Linked DNA regions of Homo sapiens: region 2 is linked to region 1. The links are chromatin contacts, found by Hi-C in ENCODE. All regions are on one chromosome and are shown on one strand. Each heading gives the region's core, a stretch centred on a gene start or an enhancer-like site at or near the end of the contact. The rest is flanking DNA. Distances are from core to core; before and after follow the strand shown. Region 1 holds the start of PRR14L (proline rich 14 like). Region 2 holds the start of TOM1 (target of myb1 membrane trafficking protein).

The links. Hi-C counts contacts between places; a loop is a spot of excess contacts on that map. Pooled maps may share reads with other maps.
Region 2: a map of psoas muscle shows a loop between it and region 1 (7-fold over the local background). The contact joins the promoter of TOM1 here to the promoter of PRR14L in region 1. A Hi-C loop is called at or near these places in 2 of 168 maps with a recorded cell type or tissue (naive thymus-derived CD4-positive, alpha-beta T cell and psoas muscle), 1 of 37 single-sample maps with no recorded cell type and 9 of 50 pooled maps.

Annotation. Positions count from the first base shown.
Region 1 is chr22:31,747,594-31,754,399 of GRCh38, reverse strand. It overlaps PRR14L (proline rich 14 like), which reads left to right and starts at 4,268. Exons shown (of 9, transcript NM_173566.3): 1 at 4,268-4,407. DEPDC5 (DEP domain containing 5, GATOR1 subcomplex subunit) reads right to left here and starts at 381. Exons shown (of 43, transcript NM_001242896.3): 1 at 236-381. RefSeq lists a silencer at 307-616 and enhancers at 4,043-4,337, 3,827-4,386, 4,626-5,258.
Region 2 is chr22:35,297,777-35,304,528 of GRCh38, reverse strand. TOM1 (target of myb1 membrane trafficking protein) reads right to left here and starts at 4,635. Exons shown (of 15, transcript NM_005488.3): 1 at 4,549-4,635. The coding sequence starts at 4,600. RefSeq lists enhancers at 2,970-3,491, 3,902-4,061, 4,015-4,537, 4,462-4,611, 4,538-5,060.

The DNA.
Region 1 (6,806 bases), core at 3,019-5,518:
ACCACAAAGAGGAGGAAGGCAGAAGTTCCTTCCCCAAACCTCGGTCTGTGCGAACTCTCAGCAGACCTTCCCTGACTCCGTTTCACAGCTGAGGCCGTTGAGGCTCAGAGAGGGAGAGAGACTTGTCCAAGGTCACACAGCGGAATGGGGATGGAGCCTGGAACTCGAACCTGGGCCAAGGTCCCCTATCTCAAGCCCCCCCAATCCCCAGTCCGGGGCGGGCAGCTCCACTCACCGAAGCTCTAGAGCCCCTTCCCGCCTCTGGCCGGGGCACTGAGGGCTGGACCCTCTCCAGGTTCCCTGCGCCTCCTCCAGATACCCCGCCTACGCCCGCGCGGCCCGCGCTGTTCCGCCCCTAAGCCTGAAGCGCCTACTAGGCCCGCCCCGACCGTGTAGCGCTCACCTGAGAACCCGCGCCGCTCCGGTGGCTCCGCCCCGGGGCCCCGCCTCCTTCCCGCCCTCGCGCCCCCGCGCCGCTCTCGCCGGGCCTCCGTCTCGTCTCGGTGGCCGCACCACTTCCTCATCCGGGGCTCGAGCCGGGGGCGGGGCGTCGTGTGCGGCCTCTTCCTTGGGCCACCTCCTGGCGTTTCCTGCCCTCGAGCACTAGAGCCTCCCGCCCCACGGAGGAAATCCATTTCCTCCTAGTCTATCCGAAGTAGATCCATGGCCACAGAGCTTCGTTTCCGACTCAGTGATCTCCCCACAGGGGAAACGAGATCCGTCAGAGCTCCGTTTTCTGTTATATGAACGAGGTTAATGACTCATGTGGCCTCATTGGGCAGCTAAGAGGCGCCAACGAGAGTTTCTGGGAGGACTTCTGTAAAATGCAAGGGGCTGAGCACGCGAGAGTTAGGGTGATGGCCTCTGCTGGGAAGTGTCCACTTACGGGGGGCTTTTCAAACCCTTGCAAACTCTAAACGACGTTCTGCGCCCCTCAGGTTATTAATAAGAATGGCTGCCGTGGCTTCATAGTCCTTATGTAATCATTGCATCCCTATTACCTGATGGATGCAGGAGGCAGATACTATCCTATTTCACAAACCAGGAAACAGCCTGAGGACACAAAACCCTTCAGAAGGAAGCAAGGACGAATCCTGACCCGTTCCCAGAACGGGGCCTTTAACCAACATCCTTTGGTCATACCCAGGGCACTGCCTAAACTCGCGTCTGTCAGGATATCTTTCTCTCCAAGCAGAAAACCAGAGAGCTGGGTGGGCTGGGTCAGGCTCTGGCCAAGGACTCCTGACAATTGCCAGCTCCGCCTGCTGCCACTGATACCCCCGCCCCCTAGTCCAGTCCACCGTTTCTGACCTGAGCGGCAGCAACTCGATAGGGACTCCCTGCTTCCCCTCTTGAAGCCAGAGAGACCTTATAACTAGAATCGGTGTCTTGGGTCACGCCTCTCCTCTGCTGCTTCTAATCACACTGACTGCTAAATCTAAACGACACAGCACTTGTCTTAAATTTCTTTATATCTTTAATACTAACAGTGCCCATTTCTTACGGATTTGGAAAACTTAAAAATGTTGAAAGAAAAAACATGTTACACTGTAGTGAAAGATTCTGCAGTGGACCAAGGGGACCCTGGGACAGGACAAGCAACGTTCTTAAGCATGGATGCCTTTATGTTGGGACTCAGGAGAAGTTAGGTAAATAATGCAAGTGTTAAGTAATTGCAATTTTTTTGTTTGTTTGTTTTTTTGTTTTTGTTTTGAGATGAGGTCACCCTCACCCAGGCTGGAGTGCAGTGGCATGATCCCGTCTCACTGCCATCTCTGCCTGCCTGGCTCATGCGATCCTCCCACCTCAGCCTCCTAGTAGCTGGGATTACAGGTGCATGCTCAGCTAATTTTTGTATTTTTTGTAGAGACGGGGTTTTGCCATGTGGCCCAGGCTGGTCTCAAACTCCAGAGCTCAAGTAATCCGTCCGCCTTGGCCTCCCAAAGTTCTGGGATTACAGGCACCAATCACTGTAGCCGGGCCTTTTTTTTCCCCCAAGACCAGGTCTAGCTCTGTTGCCAAGGCTGCAGTGCAGTGGTTCTATCATAGCTCACTGCAACCTCAATTTTCTGGGCTCAAGTGATTCTTCTGCCTCAGCCTCCCAAGGGACTGGGACTACAGGCCAAGCCACCACTCCTGGCTGAAATTGTTTATCTTGTAATAAAACATATGTGATACAGTGGATTGCAACAGTTACAAAATTTTTTAAGAATAACAATGTTATGTTAAAAAATGTTTCTATGTTGCCACTTCAGGAGATACACCTAGATCCCCCAAGATAGTTTTTGTCTTTAGCAATGGTGGTTGATGGGACATTCTTCCATCCCTGGGGAAGCTAATAGGATTCTCTCTTCTTAGCCCTCAAGGGAATTTGATTCCTTCTCCTGAGAGATGTCCATAATGGGACATCTTAAAAAGGCAAATTTTTTTTTTTTTTTGAGACGGAGTCTCCCTCTGTCGCCCAGGCTGGAGTGCAGTGGCCCGATCTCGGCTCACTGCAACCTCTGCCTCCCGGGTTCATGCCATTCTCCCGCCTCAGCCTCCCGAGTAGCTGGGACTACAGGTGCCCGCCACCACGCCTGGCTAATTGTTTATAATTTTTAGTAGAGAGGGGGTTTCACCGTATTAGCCAGGATGGTCTTGATCTCCTGACCTCGTGATCCGCCCGCCTTGGCCTCCCAAAGTGCTGGGATTATAGGCTTCAGCCACCACGCCCGGCCAAAAGGCAAATATTTTAACTTTTTAATTTGGCAACTCTCATAAAGAAACTCTGAAGGCCAGGAGTGGTGGCTCACGCCTGTAATCCCAGCACTTTGGGAGGCCGAGGCAGGCGGATCACTCGAGGTCAGGAGTTCAAGACCAGCCTGGCCAACATGGTGAAACCCTGTCTCTACTAAAAATACAAAAATTAGCTGGGCATGGTAGCATGCGCCTGTAATCCCAGCTACTCAGGAGGCTGAGGCTGGAGAATCTCTTGAACCTGGGAGGCAGAGGTTGCAGTGAGCCGAGATCCTACCACTGCACTCCAGCCTGGTGTCAGAACGTGGCCCCGTCTCAAAAAAAAAAAAAAGAAAGAAAGAAACGAAACTTTGAAGCATTCAATTTTTTTTTTTTTTTTTTTTTTTGAGACAGTGTCTTGTTTTGTTGCCCAGGCTGGAGTGCAGTGGGGGCACCATCATAGCTCAATGCAGCTTCAAACTCCTGGGCTCAAACGATCCTCCTGCTTCAGGCTCCCCAGTAGCTAGGAGCACAGGTGCATCAACACCTGAGCAATTTTTGTTTTGTTTTGAGAAAGAGTCTTGCTGTGTCATCCAGGCTGGAGTGCAGTGGCACTATCACTGCTCACTGCAGCCTCAACCTTCCAGCCTCAAGTGATCTTCCTGCCTCAGCCTCCAGAGTAGCTGGGATTACAGGCACACATCACCAGACCCAGCTGTTTGTTTTTTGGCAGAAACGATGTCTCACTATGTTGCCCAGGCTGGTCTCAAACTTCTGGGCTGAAGTGCTTCTCCCGCTTTCGCCTCCCAAAGTGCTGGATTACAGGCGTGAGACACCGCGCCTGGTCGATTTCTATTTTTTAACACAAAGCCGTATTATTTGGGGCAAGTCGATTTCATTATCTGGACCTCAATTCTTCCACTGGATAAACATTTCTTCCTTCCTTCAAATGTCCATTGAGCGTCTAGTTTTGTGCCGGACACTGCTCTTGGTGCTGAGCATTAAGTGATGAACAAAACAGACAAGGTGGAGGAAGATAAATGATAAACAAGTCAATAAAGAGATGAGACATAGAAATTTCAGCTAGTGTTAAAGCTATGAAGAAAATAAAACAAGGTTCTGTAACCAACTGGAGGCAGAGGTGCCATTTATTTAGTGGTCAGTGTGATTAGAAGAAGCAGAGGAGTGTCATGACCCAAAACACTCTTTCCAGTAGAATAAGATCTCTCGGGCTGCCAGAGTGGAAGCAGGCAGGCCCTTAGAATTGTAGCCGTCCAGACTAGAAAAACGGTGGACTGGAACAGGGTGACAGCAGCGAAGGCCGGCACTGGGTCCTGTGGCTCAGCAGGAGCAGAACCAAAAGTTGTGTTTCCCTTTAAGAGTTTGAGCCGCAGGGGCGGGGTTGAGGGAGGCTGGGGCTAGCAGAGGGCGGGAGGTCAGAATCAGGAAGAGCCTTCCCTTGGAGTGCGCGCGCGCGGTGCGGGGGCGGGATTTGGGCGAGTCCGCATGGCTGGCTCGGGCCCCGGATGAGGAAGTGCAGGGGGACCATAGAGACGAAGAGGTGGCGGCGGCCGGAGCGCCCCCGGCCTCTGTCGGCTCCGTAGGCTCAGGTAGACCTGGCGACGACGGGGCTGCAGCTGCAGGGGCTGAGCTGGCTGGGCAAGCGCGGGCCGCGGAGGAGGTCTCAGGGTAAGAGGCCGGGACTGGAAGGCTTCGGGCGTAGCCGCCCCGCCCCACTCCGCCCTAAAGGGACCCTCCGCCGGGTGGTGCTGCTAAAGGGGAGTCCAGGCCCCCCGCCCTCTCGGGGCGCGGAAAGGAACCAAGGCTGCCCTGTGGGCGGCGGAACGACCCAGGGAGAGGGAGGAGACCAGGCCCCGCGTCGCTAGAGAAAAGCGGCTTCTCCGAGTCATGGCTCCGACGCGGGAGAGAGACTCCTCTTCAACCTCGATACAACAGGGATCCCCCAACTTATCTCCTCGGAGAGGACGACGCCCCTTATCGGAGGCGTACGCTCTTTCTTAGCGCTCATCCGTTGGTCAGCAGAGGGAGACCCACTCCCAGGGTTCGAGGGGGATTCTGAACTTATCCTGAGGAGGAGTAAAAGATAACCCCTAAATGAGACCTTTCCCCCAACTTTGGTCAGCGTCACCCAGGTGAAGAGTGAGACCCAACTTGCCTGAAAGTGACAGAGGGGATCTTTCTTCCCAGTAAGAAAGAGACTTACCTTCCTCCTTTATTTTTCGCCTGTACCCCAAGATACGGAGAGGAAGACCTTGAAATTTTACTTTATGGTATCAGAAATCAACCTTTCTCCCTCTCCCCTCGTGATGTCCACAGAGAGACCCTCGCTTCTCTTCTTCCCTTTAAGCCTCTTGGTGTGCAGTGAGCTCCTTTCCCTTGCATTATTAAGAGCATGGCTTTTGGAGTGTAATCGTTGCAAACCTGGGTCTCTCACTTAACGTCTTTGTGACCTTGACTATTTGTTTAACTTGTCTGAATCTCAGTCCATCTCCAATTTGGGTTCTGTTTTCTTAGAATTGTCATGCGGGCTAAGGGAGCATTTGTGTAAATACTAGTTATATAGTAAGCTTTTGGTAAGCTGTTGCTATTACTATTACTTAATCTGTTAAAAAAGAAAACTAATATCTTGCACAGAGAAGCATATTTTTCCATGCATGCCCCTCGCAGCCTCCATCACAAGTGTTCAACCATCCTTTCTCACTGGAGTGGAAGACTCCCTCCCACTTAGGGGTTAGAGAAAGAGACACTTCCAGTCCCCTTAGATCCTGCTGTTCAATACTTTCCCAAATTAACAAAGAGGGCCTCACTGAAAATAATCAGTAAAAAAAAGACTTAGCTTTTGGAAACAGGTCTGTGCTCTTAAGAGAAAGTGAGACCTGATGCCAGACGCCAGCACTTCCTTTGTCCACAGAAGGTATCACTTCTTCCTGACTGGTTAGAGATGCCCTCTCCCACTTCCCTGACTTACTGTAGTGACAAAAAATCTTCCATCTGCACATCCTTCCCACCCCCCCAAGTGGGCGATTCCATATTCTTCCTGTCTTTTGCTCTCCCAAGAAAATGAAGACTCTATACCTTTGAGGAGAGATCTCTTCCCTCTTGTATATGGAAAATGACACAGATTGTTTCTTTTCTCCTTTTCCTTTATAAAACAGAGGAAAATCTTTTATACAGGAAGCCTCTGTCAGTAGAAATCAGGAGCATTTTCCAGTTTCACTCCTTACGTGGAGACAGGGATCCTTTTTCTGGATGTTATTAAAGGGAGGAAATGGGAAATAGTCCTTGATGCTTTAGAGATTTTCTGCACGCTCCATGTTGAAGCGCTTGCCCTGTTTAGTGTATGAACTTCCCTGCCTCACTTTTGGTTTGTCTTGGGATTTTATTAAAAAACTCTTCTTTCTTTGTTTCTCAAGAAGAGGCCCATTCTCCAAATTCCCTCTTGGAGGGAATGGCTACAATGTCTGAATCTTTGGAAAAGAAAGCCCCTTTCTCAAGGTGAAAAGAGTGTTGTGAGCTTCTGAGGGCCTGGTCATTATTGTGAGTATTGTTCCTGAAGCAAGCATGGCAGCGCCTAGTGTTATTAACAGCCCCTATGCATTGGAATTAAAGGGAGGGGAGACTTTCAGATTCGGGATTATTGAGGCACACGGTTTTATGTTCTGTTTTTTTTTTGCTTGTTGCTGTAAATTTTGTACCTCCAGAACTTTTGTTTTGGGGAGTGTTTGAATGACTAAAAGTTGCCACTTTGTCAGGTTTTTAGTGTTATAAAATGTATTCTGATGAGATTGAGAGCAACAATGTTAATCCTTCACTGGTAGGTTTGTTTTCCTGTTTTTGTTTTTTTTTTTTTTTGGTGGGATAGGAATTAACACTGCCAAATTACCTGAAAGCACACTAAAGAAACGCTTACCATCTTTTTTTGTATGTAAAGTGTTCTTAAATTACCTCAAACGCCGTTGAGTAATTGCAGAGGGGATTAGTGGGAGCTCTATACCACCATTGTTGGTGTCTGTAGGTGTGCTTTTCTGAAACAAAGGGAAATAGAAAAGTTATTCTTTGGAGTCTTA
Region 2 (6,752 bases), core at 3,386-5,885, 3.5 Mb before region 1:
CCCGCCTGGGCGACAGAGTGAGACTCTGTCTCATAAAAAACAAAAAACAAAAAACAAAACAGATCCAGTAAGATTTGTCTGCAGAGAATATCTGGAAAGGGTTTGAAATCCTTGAAAGAAGAGGGCTGTGACAACACCAGCTGGTACAAAGGATCTGGAATCCTCTCAGCTACGGGTGCTGCCCTTGGGAAGCTCCCCTACTCATCGATGAGGGGAGGGGCCTGCAAGTGTGAGACCCATGTACATGTCCTTATCTGAGGGTAGAATAAGAGTTGTGGCTCTTGGAGGGTGGGACAGACATCAATTCAAAAGAAGCACTGGGCAGCTCGAGGCAGTGTGGTGAGGGTACAAAAGAAGACCTGGGTCTGGATTCTGACCTTGAGTGGCTGTGGAACCCTGGAAAGCGATGCTTTCTCTTAGACTGACTTTTGGTGAAATGGGAAAAAAATAGCAAAACCGCACAGGGTCACCATGAGATTAATACCCAGGACGCTAGCAGAATACCTGGCAGAGTTATTATGGTGTTTGCTCACAAAATGTTACTTTCCTTTTCTCCCTTCCTCCTTCCTGCTATGTGCCAGGCACCGTGCTAGGTGCTGAGGGTCTGGAGAAATAAGGCACAGTTCCTGCTCTCAAGAGGTTCAGCCTAGCTGTGGAGACAGACATGCACAACCACTAACAGAGTGGGACGGTGGCATATTAGTATAATGAGGGTAGAAATAATAAAAATAAGCCAAGCGTGGTGGCTCACACCTGCAATCCCAGCACTTTGGGAGGCTAAGGTGGCTGGATCACTTGAGGTCAGGAGTTCAAGACCAGCTTGGCTAACATGGTGAAACCCCATCTCTACTAAAAATACAAAAATTAGCCGGGCATGGTGGTGTGCACCTCTAATCCCAGCTACTCGGGAGGCTGAGGCAGGAGAATCACTTGAACCTGGGGGGCAGAGGTTGCAGTGAGCTGAGGCTGTGCCACTGCATTCCAGCCTTTTTTGAGACTCTGTCTCAAAAAAAAAAAAAAAAAAGAAATAATAAAAATGATGATGGTGATGATGACAGGAAGAGCTAATGTTTCCATACACTCACACTGTGCGAGACACTCTCAGAGGACTATCTTGTTTCATTCCAGCAACCACCCTGTGAGGCAGATGCTGTTAGTAACATTCTACCAAGGAGGAAGCGGAGATTCAGAGCCCAAAGTCATAGGGCAAGGGGGCCTGAGGATCTAGGATAAAGGGAGAGTAAAAGAGCAACGTCGGGCTTGGGGCAAGCCTCAGGGAGGAGGTGATGATGCCCTGTACTTTGAAGGGTGATCTGGAGCTCCTCAGTGGGGGCACAGGAGCAAGCAACCCAGGCAGAGGGACCAGCAAGCACAAAGGGGTGTGTGTGTGTGTGTGTTGGGAGGGGAGGTGGATGAGAACTTTGTGATTCCAGTGACTGACACTCATTCCTGATTAGCATCATTAGAATCACCATCTGAGGGATGTCAATTCCATATGGCTCTACAGCTCTACTATCAACAAGGGCATGGGAGTCGGCAGGCTTGAGAAGAGATGGTACTCCTGCAGCAAGGAGGGGCCTGGTTTACAGAATTATAAGCAGCTATACTGTGTCATCAGTAATCACAGCCAGGGAGCAGTACTTCCTCCGCCTCTTTATCTAAAAGAATATGGAATACTGAGGGGATTAACTCAAACTCTTAATTCTACTTTTGGAGCCTCTTCAGCTTTGGTTTAAATTTCAATGACTCAGTTTTGCTGTCAATTTACTGGGGTCTTGGATGAGTCACAGCCTCCACTTTCCCCTCTCTGGACCTTAGTCTCCGCCAGTGTAAAATGAAGGGGATGGGCTGGAACAGCATTAGCATTACCCGGGAACTCAACAGAAATTCACATTCTAGGCCGGACACGGTGGTCATGCCTGTAATCCCAGTACTTTGGGAGGCTGAGGTGGGTGGGTCACCTGTTCAGGTTTGAGACCAGCCTGGCCAACATGGAGAAACCCCATCTCTATTAAAAATACAAAATTAGTCGGGTGTGGCGGAGCGTGCCTGTAATCCCGGCTACCTTGGGAGGCTGAGGCAGGAGAATCGCTTGAACCCGGGAGGCGGAAGTTGCAGTGAGCCAAGATGGTGCCATTGCACCCCAGCCTGGGCAACAAGAGCGAAACGCAGTCTCAAAAAAAAAAAAAAAAAAAAAAGAAAAAGAAAAAGAAAAAGAAAAAAAAAGAAATTCACATTCTAGAGTCCCACCGCAGACCTGGAGAGTCAGAAACTCTGGGGTTGGGGCCCCGACATTATTTAACAAGCCCTCCTAGGAATTCTGATGAGAACCACTGGGTTAGAAGATCCCCAAGGTAAGGCTCTTTTACCTGCAAAATTCCATTTGTGCTTTAAGGTATTATGATTTAGTAGCATTCTCTTTGCACAGAAGTATTTCTTGCCCAAGAAAGGCAACGCTTCAAGGTAAGAAGAGAAGTTTGCTTTGATTAGCTGAAATCCAGAACCCAGGTGAGCTTTTCCAGAAAGCCTTAAGAGTATGTGGCTGACTTTGAAGCCAGGTCTTTTATTTACTTGTTTATTTTTAAGTAGTAAGTCTTAAACTTGGCATGTGATAAAAGCAGTGGTTTCTGTAGTCAGAGAAATATAGATGAGAGGAGAGCTGCCTTCTCTTTTCAGCTCCAAAAAACCATGACTCACTGTGGGGTGGGTGTGTGTCCGGGGAGGGCAGGGGTCCTTTGAGAGGGCAGTTCCTCTCCCTGGTTCAGGAGCTTCCTGGTGTGTAAATCCTGGACTGCCACCTCCCCCTTGGAGAGCATTGATTACAAAACCTCGGAAGAGCCACCGACAGCCACGGTGGCGATTACAACACAGAGCCGGGTCGACAAGCTTTCGTGAGGTTTCGCAAGACACTAAGAATGGAAAATATGTCTCATCTTAAAGTTTTCCCAGTCTGGACTTAAGACGAAAAGTCGTCATCAAAAAAGATGAAGAGTAATTTCACGGTAATGCGATGGTTTCTTCATGCAAGAATGCGGAACACCCAAACCATCCTCCGGAGAAGTGTGGCTGTTTGGGTGAAGGCATGTCGGTTCTCATGGTGTTGGTGCCCAAGAATGAGCACCTATGAGATCTACTGCCAAGCGATTTCCAGGGATTCCTAACCTTCACTTGGTGATCTCAGGAACAACGTGTGTGTGTAAATACATATAATATATATGTATGTGTATGTATATGTATGTTTGTATGTGTATATTTTTATATATATGTGTGCGTGTGTGTGTGTGTATGTGTATGTGTTTCAAGAGATGGGCTCTCCCTGCGTCGTCCAGGCTGGAGTACAGTGGCGCCATCAGGGCTCACTGCAGCCCTGACCTCCCAGATCCAATAAATCCTCCCAGCTCTGCCTACCGAGTGGCTGGGTGCACAGGCACGCACCACCACGCCCGGCTAATTTCTGTATTTTTTTTTTTTTTTTTTTTTGTAGAGACGGGGTCTCGCCATGTTGCCCAGGCTGGTCTCGAACTCCTGGGCTCAAGCGATCTGCCCGCCTTGGCCTCCCAAAGTGCTGGGATTACAGGCGGGAGCCACCGTGCCCAGCCCAGTGATAATAAATATTACAACTGTTTTTTTTTATATGGCACTGGCCATGTACCAGGCATTGTTCTAAGTATTTCACATTTATTAAGGAATTTAATCTTCACAACAAGCCCACGGAGGTGGGGACCATTATTGCCCGCCAACTACAGGTGAGGAAACCTCGGCCCAGGGAGGCTGCGTCACAGAACTGTGAGTATCCTGTCACCAGGGTGCAGAGAACCACGGACCAGCAGACAGGCGCCAGGTGCCCTGGGCTTGGCTTGGCCCGAGTTCCCGGCTGCCCCACCTACGGAGCACCGAGATGGGCTGACCAGGAGGGTTTGTCCGACCACTGTCTGCTCAGGTTCTGAGAGTCTGTGCGGGTCCATTTGAGGTTGGGTCGAGAAAAGAGCCCAGGCGGACACGTCCTGAGACCCGGGTCTGTGAGGCCTGGCCGCGGGCTGTCCGGCGCTGGGCCCCTCTGGCCAGTTGGCCCCAAGACGCCAAGCCCGGGGCTTCGCGGTCCTGGGAGAAGGGACTTCTAGCCCTTCTCAGGTGTCTGTGTCCGGAGGGCCCGGTGAGCCAGGAAGGAGCTGGCCAGAGCCCAGGCGGCGGGACCCAGCAGAGTGGCCCAGCCACTGCCAACCACGCAGTCCCTTTAACCACGAAAACTTTCTCCCTCGATTGGGGACCCCAGCAGACGCACATTGGCTGCGCCGTGGGCATCCGGACCCACCCTCTCTCCTTACCTACTGGCTGTCATATACATCTATCACAAGCCAAGGCTTCCTAATGGCCCAAGTTCTTGTCAATCAAGAGTGGGAGGAAAGCTGGGCGGAGCCAGGTCGGAGAGCTACACGCCAGCCTCCTTGCCCTCCCTGCCTCCGTGACTAGGCACCCGGAGGCTTCCCAGGGGACCGAAGCTGGGTGCGGAGCACCGGGGCGGAGCTGTGGGGGGCTCCAGGGACTCACCGATGCGCTGTCCCACTGGAGAGCTGAACGGGTTCCCCAGGAGAAAGTCCATTGCTGCTACCGCCGCTGCCACCAACCCCGGGAATCAGCTGACAGCAACCGCCAGCGCCACCGACCCGTCACGTGACGCACTCGGAGGCCGGCGAGGAGGCGTGGGCGGGGCGGTGGCACCGCGAAGCTCGACCACAAGCCCCGCCCTGAGACGCCAGGGTCCCGCCCCCGAGGCGGAGGGCGATGACCTCACTGCGGCTTGCTCGGCGGCGGCGGGCGTCACACACGATGTAGGGTCTGGGGTCGGGGCCCGGGAAGCGCGGTCCTCTTTAAGCCACGCCCCTGACCTTTTAGGGCGAGGTCTAAAGGACCCTTTACACATTTGGGAAACTGGGTCGTAGACCAGGGAAGTGACTTGGGTGAGTTACACAGAAGCCGAGACTCTTAGGGTCATAGCCCTTAGTCCTTGGGACCTCACTGTGACTGCACACCTACCCTGGGTGACAGCCTCTCTGGGCTGTTGTCTCCTTGTCCCGGTAAGACTCTTCCTGTTTGATGTCAAGGTCTCCCCGCTCCAAGATGCACCCTGCTCGCAGCCCAAATTATCTTACCTTAAATCAGAGGCAAGGGCAAGGGGTTTGTCATCTGTTGAGACTGAGAGGCAATTTAATGAATTGCAGCGCAATTCCCTCTAGCGCCCAGGATGGCAAAAAGCACAGATGTAGTCACGAGTGGGGCTTTAATACCCGTCTCTGCCATAAATTTACTGTGTGAGCCAAACATAGCTCCCATTTTCTCTAGATACTGGAATTAGATCAAGGACTCGTAACCATTTTTAAAAAATATTTTATTTAGGTCACAGTCTCCTTTGAGAATTTGACAAAAGCCATGAGCCTTTCTGAAGAAAAAAGGCAGCGATACAATTTTGCTTATAACCTCAGGGAGTTTCTGGGGTCCCTGAAGTACAACCGTGGACCCCAAGCTAAGAATCTCAAAGGCCTTTCCCAGCGTTGTGATTCTAATCTCTTCAGCCTTCCTGGCTGTGTGTGGTGTGTCTGCTGACACCTACACACTAGATACCTATCTATGGGTTATGACCTTTTCTTCTGGCATGTACTCCAAAAATACAATAACCATGGCCTTAGTAGTCTGGCTACTGTGGGTGCTTAAGTACTTATTGTGATGTTTGTGGTTTTTAAATCTGAAAGGCTAGTAAATTGACTGCACAAATTTTGGATGACAGAAAACCTAAATTAAGCAAGGTGTGGTGGCTCACGCCTGTAATCCCAACATTTTGGGAGGCTGAGGCAGGTGGATCACCTGAGGTCAGGCATTCAAAACAAGCCTAGCCAACATGGTAAAATGCCGTCTCTACTAAAAATACAAAAATTAGCCAGGTGTGGTGGTACACGCCTGTAGTCCCAGCTACTTGGGAGGCTGAGGCATGAGAATTGCTTGGACCCAGGGGGGCAGAGATTGCAGTGAGCTGAGATCGTGCCACTGCACTCCAGCCTGGGTGACAGAGTAAGGCTGTGTCTTAAAAAAAAAAACAAACCTAAATTAGAACTTAATCACCTCTGTAGATTCACTTGTTTGAGCAGCCATGGGGTCCGATGTCTTTACTGTACAATATAAAAACTGCTTTGAAGTGTTTCCACAACACTCATGAGACCTGTTCACAAATGCCTTTGCCCCCACGAGTCTGGATGTCCCTGGGGGCTGGGCTACTATTTCTGTTTTGCTCCCCACTATTGTCTAACCCAGTAACTAGCACATGAAAGCTTAAATAGATCTACGTTTCAGTAATGGTATTTGGAGTATAAGCGGGGAGAAGGCCATTTAAGATGACCTTCAGGTCAAGGCACTTTCCATGTCTTTCTTCACTTAACCTTATTGCTTGGTCATATGGAGTTATGTTTAGCATGAACTTCTTTTGGATTCTTCCATTAACCTTTATTTATTTATTTTTAGAGGCAAAGTCTCACTATGTTGCCCAGGCTGGTCCTTGAACTTCTGAGCTCAAGTGATCCTCCCACCTCAGCCTCCCAAAGCCCTGGGTTACAGGCATGAGCCACCATCTCTGGCCCTTCCTTTAAGCTTTTAACAAGTTCTTGTAAACTTTATTCATGGTAAAAAAAAAAAAAAAAAAAAACAAAAAAAAACAAAAACAGAGACAACTCATATGCCCCCAAACAGGAAGTGGAATCATAAAC